2 separate regions of the Homo sapiens genome follow, and region 1 is linked to region 2. A link is an interaction called in ENCODE POLR2A ChIA-PET data of the cell type or tissue named here. Cell type or tissue: Panc1. All regions are shown on one strand. Region 1 overlaps LRPPRC (leucine rich pentatricopeptide repeat containing). Region 2 overlaps LRPPRC (leucine rich pentatricopeptide repeat containing).

Region 1 (5,000 bases), 50 kb before region 2:
CACTGTAGATTTATTCGTGGCACACCTCACTTGTCTGATATCATTACTTATTTCTCTGGTTTTTTTTTTTTTCTTTAGTAGAAGGTAAGCTATATGAGAGCAGGACTTTGTCTTGTTCACCACTGTGTGTTCAGGTGACAGCAGGCAATAAAGAAGTGATTGTTCCCTCTTTTTCCTGGACTCTGAGCACTGTATATAGTCTCCTACCCGACATCCTGTAAGCATGCCCAGATCTTGCCCACGTGAAACACAGAACCTTTCCTGGAACTCTGTTTACTCTAGAAGTTTCTCAGTCTCTTCCCTGTCCATACTTCTCTGTCCCTTTAATTTCATCACTTTTCATTCACTTTCCTATCCACTGCAGTCACACCGCTGTCAAAGGCCATTATTATCTTATTGATTTTTTTATTGTATTTTTGAAAAATTATTTCAAAAGTGCCTTGAAGAACAGTTGCAAAAATTATTCCTTAAGGTGCCTCGAGGGACAGTTGCAAAACCTGGGTGGTGGGAACAATAAACTAAAAATCACCCTTAATTATGTCAACCAGAGAGCCATTCATTGATAGCTGTCCTTCTAATGACTTATGTATGTGTAAGATGTATGTTTATTTAACTTTTTGAAAGGACCTCTTTTAATTACCAAATCCACTTTTTAGGCCTTGACCTGGCATATTACTCTGTCTTCCATTTTCCCCTTCATGAGACACTTTTCTTGGTATTGATGACACCATTTTTCTAGGTTCTCTTCTCTTTAGGATTTGTCTCATTTGCTTGATTCCTCTTGCTTCTGTTCACCTATTAAATGCTGATGTTCTTGGTAGTTTTACTCGTGGTCCTTCTGTGTTTTCTCAACATTTTCATTCTCTTTTGTGACCTTTTCCATTTTTCAGGGCATTACTTACCTATCTGATGATGTTTCTCCCAGATATGGACCATCTACTACACATCCACCTGCTTGAACTATAGGTACTTCAGAGCCAACACAGCTCAAATTGGACCCCTCCTTCTTCTTTCATCTGTTCCTCTTGTGTTCCCTATTTTCGTGAATGTTGCTGTTTCTACCTGCCTTCCAGAAAGATCCTGGATATCTACATATTTGTTTTCCCATTCATCTCTCACTCCCTTCACCCCCCATTTATTGATTGCACAAATGATTAAGCCCTGTTAGATCTGCTTCATTTGGAATGCATCCCTTTTCCTCCAGCCCCTTCATCATTCCCTAGTCTCCCTGATAATTTGATCATGTCATTTTCCTGCTTACACTTAAGCATTGTGGTGGCTCCCATTGGGTCCAGAAGGAGATCCAGACTCTTTAGCACAGGTGCTTTATGAGCTGGAGTTGCCTCTGGAGCGTCAACTCTTCTGAGTTCCCTCCCATGGCATCCTGCGTTCTAGCCGTACCAGACTACTACTTTGAAGTGCTCTACAGCAGGGCTTCTCAAACTCTAGTGAGCATGATTGCCTGGGGCTCTCGTTAAACTGCAGATTCTGATTTTGTAGGTCTAGTGCTTGTCTGTGGATCTGTAAGGCTTTGATGGGCCATGTTGTATATTTCCTTGCCTTTGAGTGTAATGTTGACTCTTGGAATGTGTCTCCCCTTCCCCCTTAGTCAGGTGTCCCCCATCTCTGTTGAACCTTAACTTGACTGCCTCTCCCATTTGACTGGCTCCTTTCTTGTGCCTCCTCTTAGACCGTGTATCACTAAAGCACCCATTAACACTATGACGTGCACTCACCAACACTCTGGAGCTGGCTGTAAGTTGCTTGAAGGCAGATACTGTGTCTTACTCCTTTTGCTTTCCCTGGTGTTTAACTTTGTGGCATATAGTAGGTGTCAAATGTTTGTTGAGTGAATCAATGAAAATCTTAAGACATTGAAGAAGGAATATGGTAAACTGGAGGAGATTGAAGGGATGCTTAACCCACCCATGCAGTGCAGTGTGTCTACACAAATTCACCCTGAGCTTGATTTCCAGGAATGTCCTATTTGAGGACAAATGAGTATTAGTGAGTGAAATTATTAGACATTAGTAATCTGTTTTCAAAATTGTAGCACCAAGAAGTATATCCTTTTACTTTGTAATATGTGGTCTTGCTCTTCATTTTCCCATCTCAGTACATCTATTTTTCAAATAGATGCTTTCTGGAAAACCAGCTTTTACTCTGTTCTCTTTGAGGTGATAAATACTCTTGCTTTGTCACATACATTTTCCTTGCATTTCTGGATCAGAGCTGCTTTGTGTGTGTATTCTTTGTGTGATGGTTTTTAGCATAATACTTGTATACTTCAGAGGAAAGATAAGCTTTGAGCTCAATCTGTTTGGAAGTAGATCTAGACTAATGATTGGCCTAAAGGTGAAAATTACATATTGTTCTTTGATGGGATGGTGTGATTTTTATTTCTAAAGTTGGAAGAAAACTTTTAGAAAACTCTCATTTTAGAAAAATCTTCTGCAAATATTAAGAATCTGATGGGTCCGGCTGGGTACTATTGTTCACACCCATAATCCCAGCACTTTGGGAGGCCGAGGCGGGCAGATCACTTGAGGTCAGGAGTTTGAGACCAGCCTGGCCAACATGGTGAAATTCTGTCTCTTACTAAAAATACAAAAACAAAATTAGCAATGGTGGCGGGCGCCTGTAGTCCCAGCTACTCGGGAGGCTGAGGTGGGAGAATGGCATGAACCTGGGAGGCGGAGCTTGTAGTGAGCAGAGATCAGGCCACTGCACTCCAGCCTCAGTGACAGAGTGAGACCCCATCTCAAAAAAAAAAAAAAATAAAAGTATCTATACATAAGTTAGCCAGGCGTGGTGGCCCATGCCTGTAATCCCAGCTACTTGGGAGGCTGAGGCAGGAGAATTGCTTGAACCCGGGAGGTGGAGGTTGCAGTGAGCCGAGATCACGCCATTGCACTCCAGCCTGGGCTACGAAGCGAGACTCCATCTCAATTAAAAAAAAAAAAAAAAAGAACCTGATGGGTCCTTTGGGGTTCTGAAATCTGTAACATTCGGCCTCTGCTCTGTGAGTGTAGATTTATCAATCACAGGGCTAGACAGGCACATGTACAACTATTAGACGTGCTGTCCATAAGAGAAGAATATAATATTGTGGTATTTCAGAGAGAGGAGCAGTGCCATTTGTTTTATGGCAGGGGGACATTGAGTTTTAGAGGACACATGGTAGTGGATATTCAGAATGTTCCAAAAATAGAGAAGAGCGTGAAGAGACTTGGAGGCCGTTTATCCCGTGTAGCTGTGTGGGATGTGGTGGAAGTTGATTTCTTGAGGCTACCAAGATTGCTTAGAAGGTAGGTTAGTTGATGATTGGAAGCCGTTGGAGGATTTTAAGTACAGATTTTGACAAAGTTTATGTAGATTATAGGAACGTGGGGATGGAACAACACTGGTATTGCAAATTAGCAGTAATAGGCCTTCAACGAGGTAGTAAAGAACTGACGAAAAGATCCGTTTCTTGAGAGAAAGAGAACAGAAGATTGGTGAGAGTGTTAGCAGAATTAAGAAAAGTAGATTTGGGGATTAGGGTAAACAATGGTACCTTTAGAATAGATGCTGATTACTTTCTTTTTTTTTTGAGATGGAGTCTCGCTCTGCCACCCAGGCTGGAGTGTAACGGGGCCATCTCGGCTCACTGCAACCTCTGCCTCCCAGGTTCAAGCGATTCTCCCACCTCAGCCTCCCAAGTAGCTGGGACGACAGGCGCATGCCACCATGCCTGGCTAATTTTTGTATTTTTAGTAGAGATGGGGTTTTGCCATTGCCATGTTGGCCAGGCTGGTCTCGAAATCCTGACCTCAGGTGATCCACCACCTCAGCCTCCCAAAGTGCTGGGATTAAAGGCATGAGCCACCGCACCTGGCCTGATGTTTATTATTTTCAAAGTGTGTTTGTAAACATAACATCATACAAACATTTCAACTTCCGTGGGTTATTACAAATTAGGAAACAGGGTTAGAAGTATAATTTATTCAAGACCTCAAGTTGAGATTCAACTCCAGATACCGTGATTCCCGTTTCTGAAATGTTTTACATATGTTGCAACATATGTTACAAGTGTTTTACATATGTTACACATTTGATCTTGTCATTTTCCTGTTTACAGTTAACTGCCATGGTAGTTATCATTGGGTGCAGAATGAGGTCCAGACTGTTGTGTTTTAGATGGTGAAGGGATTACTTATGGACAAAAACATTTTTTAAAAGGCAATATATGATATAAACTTGGGATTTAAAGACTTTCACAGGTAAGTAAACATAGAAGATCTCAGAATGTATCTGGAAGGGATCTTCATAGATTCTGAAGAGTGTCCATGTCACATTATCGGTCCCAATCTGGTTAACTGACTTTGCATTACTTCCTCCATAGGTGAGACACAGGAGACATCCCATTTGACTGGAGGATCCTGGGAGATGGAAGGGAAATCTCGATAGGTGGAAAGGAGTGGATTGGTATTTCAGGCCAGAAGGTTGTTATAAAGTGTAGAAGGGTGGCTAGTAGCTTTTTTAGTCTAAAATTCTGTGATTTACCATAAAGCATAAAACTGGGGCAGCTAAATTTGTCAAAAGTTTTTGGAGAATTCAGTTCTTAGAGGGAGAAAGTTCATTGTGACTTAGTTTTATAAAAGATTTTTTAGGCCAGGCCCAGTAATCTCCGCACTTTGAGAGTCTGAGGCAGGAAGATCACTTGAAGCCAGGAGTTCAAGACCAGCCTGGGCAACATAGTGAGACTCCTGTCTCTAGAAAAAAAGAAATTAGCCAGCTGTGGTGGCATGCACCTGTAGTCCTAGCTACTTGGGAGCTGAGGCTGAGGTGGGAGGATTGCTTGAGGCCAGGAGTTCAAAGCTGCAGTGAGCCATAATTGCACCACTGCACTCCAGCCTGGACAACAGAATGAGACCCTGTCTCAAAAAAAAGATAAAGGAAAGATATTGTAAAAACTCAGAGGCATTTGGTCAGGCGTGGTGGCTCATGCCTGTAATCCC
Region 2 (5,000 bases):
ATTTGAATCTAGTTTTTCCTAGTTTTGAGCCTGATAAGTGTTATTAATAAATATAAGAAAAAAGGATCTTCTGGGGCTTTTGAGTATGTGTCTTGACAGTTATTCAGGTAATAAGTGTTGAAGCATCTTCAGTGCTCCTTTTCTTCACAGGGTATTTTAAATACATATACCATTACAGTTATTCTAGCTTTGATAAATGTTGTAGGAGATGAATTTTACTGATAGGGCAAGATTTACTGAGTTTGTTAATTTTTCCATTTGAAATGCTCTTGTTGGTGCTCAATTTAAGGCATTATTTGCAATGTAAATCATAAAGTCAGTCTATTTTATAATGAATAAAACATTTTAGTAAGATGACTAAGCGTAATTTATCATCTTTTTCTTTTGTACTTGTTTTTGTTTTCTGTTTTGCTTTTTAAATTTCCTAGATCTTCTTTGTCAGCTTTTTCATAGCTTAACATAGTTTGTAATCTGCATTACATGGAGACTGCACTGGCAAATTAGTTTAAACAACCCTAGGCAAACAAAAATAGAAGATAATAATTAAAATAAAATAAAATGGAAGATATACGTATCTGAAAGTAGTAAAACACCGAAAATGAAAAGATACTAATTTAGATTTCTTTAGTTCAATTAACAGGGAGAGCTGAATTTGACTGAAACGCAGAAATATCTCACTGTGGATGTAGTGTGGATGTTGTCCTGTTGATGCCAGGAGAAAAATAAAATATGTATTTTAACGGTTCTCATGTTTTCCCCAAATTTCTGGTAGTTTTTCTTTATTTATTAGAGAGTTTAATTAATTGAATATAATAAATGATTTAGTGTTGAATTTTAAATGTATAATAAAAACCATCTCTTTTAACTAACTTAAAAAAATGTGTGAATACATGCATGCACACATGAAATAATTCCTTTGCCATCCAATCAAAAACAATTACCGGGTTAGATGACTGGTCAAATCTTAACCTCTACAGTCTCAGCATTACATCCTTTTAAAGAAATAGTGATTCAAATAATGACTGTGTTATTGAGTTATCATATTCATAGCCAACTTTATATAGAAATCCTATAATTAATATGCTTCCTATTAGAATTTTTTTCAATTGCTTAAAAGACCCATTTCTGCAAATTGCATGTGCAACTCTACAGAAGGATTTGAAAGAAATGGGCCCAGTGCCCAGAAAAATTAGGCCCTCCTACACTACCGGGCAAAAATAAAATAATTAACAATGAAAATGAGGCCATCGTAGAAAAGTATCTTACAAATAGAAATACTTTGAAGACAGAGGAGACCTGAAAGCTTTCCGAAAGAGGTCTGCAGATGGGGCTCATGAACCAAGGAGAGCTTACCCATGGGAAAATGGAAACGGTGTGGAATTCAAATGTTAACCTAGAGCATCCTCTGTGCTTCTGATTATATCCTGAAGTCAGATATTTCTGTGTCTCAGTCAAATTTGGCTCTCCCTGCTAATTGAGCTAAGGAAATCTAAATTAGTGTCTTTTCATTATTGGTGTTTTACTACTTTCAGATATGTATATCTTCTATTTTTATTTTATTTTAATTCTGTTTTTATTTGCCTAGTTTTTTTTTTTTTTTTTTTTTAGACTACTTTGCTAATGCAGTCTCCATGATGAGGTCTTTCAGTTTCATCTATCATAATAAAAAGGGCTATTGACTCTTTCAGAGTCATGAGACTAATAAAAAGATAAAGGAAATTTTATATTTATGAAATTACAGAAAACAGCAGAAACATTCGTAGTCAGGGGAAATGCCTGGAGTAAAACCCTGACTTTGAAACTCTTTCTCAATTGTGTTTTCTCCAACTGATGGAAGATAGCTAATTAATTCAGAATCATGACAAGTGCTAGGATTAACCACACTAGCCTGCCAAAAAGTCCACGTGTATTCGATTTGATTAAATGTGTATAATCTTCAGTAATATCATGTAATTGACCTCAGCAGGTATGAGCTCATCTGGCAAATGAGCTTTATTTATTCAAACTTGTGATAAAAGTATAAAAAACATTTTGAAACATCATCATAAATCTTCACCCTTTCATTCAAAGGCAGGCATCTTTTTGGCATGTCACTGTAAAAGGCTCTAAAGAGAATATCACTTTCGTGTTGTAATTCTGAAGCAGTTCCATGAGACTGAGTTCCTTAGAAAGATAATCTCTTTAAGTTTCAGTGGATCTTAATTCTGAACCGACTTTTCCAGCATTGGACAAAACACAGGAGAAATTAATACTGTGTCAGTTTGTGTTATTTAGACAATGTAAAAAAGCTTTATGGGTATAGAAAAAATACACTGTTTTTATTCATTTGCCAAGGGAAATCCAAAACAATAACAGATTTAGAAAATTATAAAGAAGTTGGTAAGCTAACCTGCTTTTGTATTATCAAAATGAAAATACTTGCATTGAATGGAAAAAAATTTGCAGTTGAACAAAATTTTTATGTTTCATTTACATTACATTACAGTCTCTAAGCCACGTATTTTACATGTAGTCCAAATGAGTATTATTTCAAACATTTTCTTTTGTAAGTATTTTATCTTATTAAAATCATGCCTGATTCATGGAGATGACAGCAATCCGTCACATTAAGGAAGAAAGAAATGCTTTAAAATAGGTTAAAAGAGTTTTTTATTAGTCTTCATGTTATGGTCAAGGAAATGAAATTAATAAAGTCTGGGCCATCAGATATTAAAGCATAAAAATTTGTATGATGCAGTTTCAGGTTCACTTGTTTTATACCTGATCCATTTTGGTTTCATTGCATGCATTAAAAAATAACTGAAGCTGTTTAACTGGATTATGTTGGTGCAAGTGATCAAAGCAGCTTTAATTTCTGCTTTCCATTAAGGATTTTTTTTGTGCTGGTTTGTGTTATAATCTGTATATGTACATATGCATTTCATTTAAGTGTGTCATGAACTTCATATATACTATCCTCCCAGAATTCTTGCTGAATTAATCTTGAGTTCATAAAGGTCACAATTTCTCTAAGATGAACTTGTAACAATGTTTTTGGAACTCACTGTAACACTTTAATATGTTACATAAATGGGAAATAGGCTTTTTAAAATGTTGATGATTCTGTTACACATGCTCCCCTTCAATTTTAGCATCTTCATTTGTACTGGATACTTTCATTATTTATGGGAATGCTTGCCTTCTAGAGTAAAACTCCTTATGTGCTGAAAGGAAATTAAGGAGGTTTGGCTCTTTTACTCCATTATTGCAATTAAGAATTTAGCATCATCAGTGCCAAAGGACAAAAAGTGGTTCATTTGCCCTAGGGGGACAGGACAGTGATAAGATGATTTTTCGTCAAGGATCATTGGGTCGTAATTAAGTTACATTCATGGCTATTGCTTTTTGAAGGATGATTGGTAAATGACAGGCTTCATGTGCTTAGTACGGACAGTGTGCAGTAGGGTTTTTTCTGCCTCTGTCAGAAAATCCTGTTGAGCCTGATAATGTAAATGTGGCATTTTATTCTGAACAAAAGAGCAGGGAAATGAGCTATCTTGTCTAATCATTCAGTTGTTTAACACCGACTTCCAGTTTAGACTCAATTGGCTGGAAAGCACTTGACATGTGAAGTTAGTGCTGTTCCGAACGCATGTTTGAGTAAATTTTAAAGTAAGTGACAGCTAAATTGTACCTAGGGAAATTACAAAGCCTTCAACACAGTTAATTTTTTGGGGAGGATTAGTTGTAATTGCAACACCAGTCTCCTTGAAGATTCCTCATTTATAGATGATGAACAGAAAAAAAACATTTAGCTCTTTCAAGTGCTGGTTCTCTTAACAGAATAATTTTTGTGAAGATGATGGTTTCTCTTGAATTGGTTTCTTCCCATATTGAACATCTGCTGAGGATTTGTAAGATAGTTTGTTTTTAAGGAGTTCAGTTTGGTTTTTGTTTGTTTGTTTTTTCTTTTTTAAACTTTTTTCTCCCCCCACAGCCCTTCTTTTCTGTAGTGATTGCAGATTTGAGCGCATTTCAGTAAGGAAGCCTGTTACATAAATTGCCACTTCACTAACAATGTATAAGTTTAAAGTACTTTATTCCAAATAAAAAAAATCAATATTTGTCATCTTTCGTTTTTTGTTGTTGTTGTTGTTTTTATTTTTATTTTTATTTTTATTTTTTTGAGACGGAGTCTTGCTGTCTCCCAGGCTGGAGTGCAGTGGCACGATCTTGGCTCACTGCAAGCTCCGCCTCCTGGGTTGATGCCATTCTCCTGCCTCAGCCTCCCGAGTAGCTGGGACTACAGGTGCTCACCGCCACGCCAGCTATTTTTTTTTTTTTTTTTGTATTTTTAGTGGAGACGGGGTTTCACCATGTTAGCCAGGATGGTCTCGATCTCCTGACCGCGTGATCCACCCACCTCAGCCTCCCAAAGTGCTGGGATTACAGGCGTGAGCCACCGCGCCCGGCCATCTTTCTTTTGTTGTTTAAGTATACTCTCTGGGATTAGAAAGTTACTTAGTATAAATTACGAGACTTAAGTTTAAAGCTACTAATAGATAAATAGATAGTTGTCACTCGTGGTTGTTTTAACAATTCCAGATTGTATGAAATACATTTATGATTTTTACAGGTATATGTATTGAGGAATGTATATGAGTTTTAGGAGTACATGTTTCTTGGTATCTCAAAGTAGATAGTTTTATGATTGGTGGATGTCCCATAGAAATGTCTGTCCAGCAAACTTACATGCTACATGGTGTTTGTTTTTCTGTCAGTGACGTTATAGCATACTTCAGTTTCAGAATGAGGACTCAAATGAGTGGTACTATCAGATTTGCCATCGGAGCTTCAAGCTTATTTATCGGGATGTTCTTCCGTGTAATAATGAAAAAATTGTAGTTTGTAGTAGCTCTTTGTAGTCATGTTCCCTTAAGAAGTGAATTCTAGATTCTAGAATGAATTTTGATGCAGGCCAAGTGAGTCTATTCAAGTTAATGAATTTAACTCTATTTTAA

The links. Peaks named below come from ENCODE experiments on the same cell type or tissue, not always from the same donor. Only the 100,000 strongest peaks of a DNase experiment are listed, where the experiment ranks them.
Region 1: POLR2A ChIA-PET joins it to region 2 with 5 read pairs; 6 of 35 experiments call an interaction of 5 or more read pairs at or near these places.

What each region holds. Positions count from the first base shown.
Region 1 is chr2:43,988,811-43,993,810 of GRCh38, reverse strand. All of the region lies in intron 1 of LRPPRC (leucine rich pentatricopeptide repeat containing), which reads left to right. Among named protein-coding and RNA genes, the nearest start is that of LRPPRC, 4.7 kb to the left of the region's middle. In Panc1, no CTCF peak of the experiment used is centred here; no DNase peak of the experiment used is centred here.
Region 2 is chr2:43,938,444-43,943,443 of GRCh38, reverse strand. The region is part of intron 23 of LRPPRC (leucine rich pentatricopeptide repeat containing); the gene reads left to right. Among named protein-coding and RNA genes, the nearest start is that of LRPPRC, 55 kb to the left of the region's middle. In Panc1, no CTCF peak of the experiment used is centred here; no DNase peak of the experiment used is centred here; H3K27ac peaks cover 4,483 bases.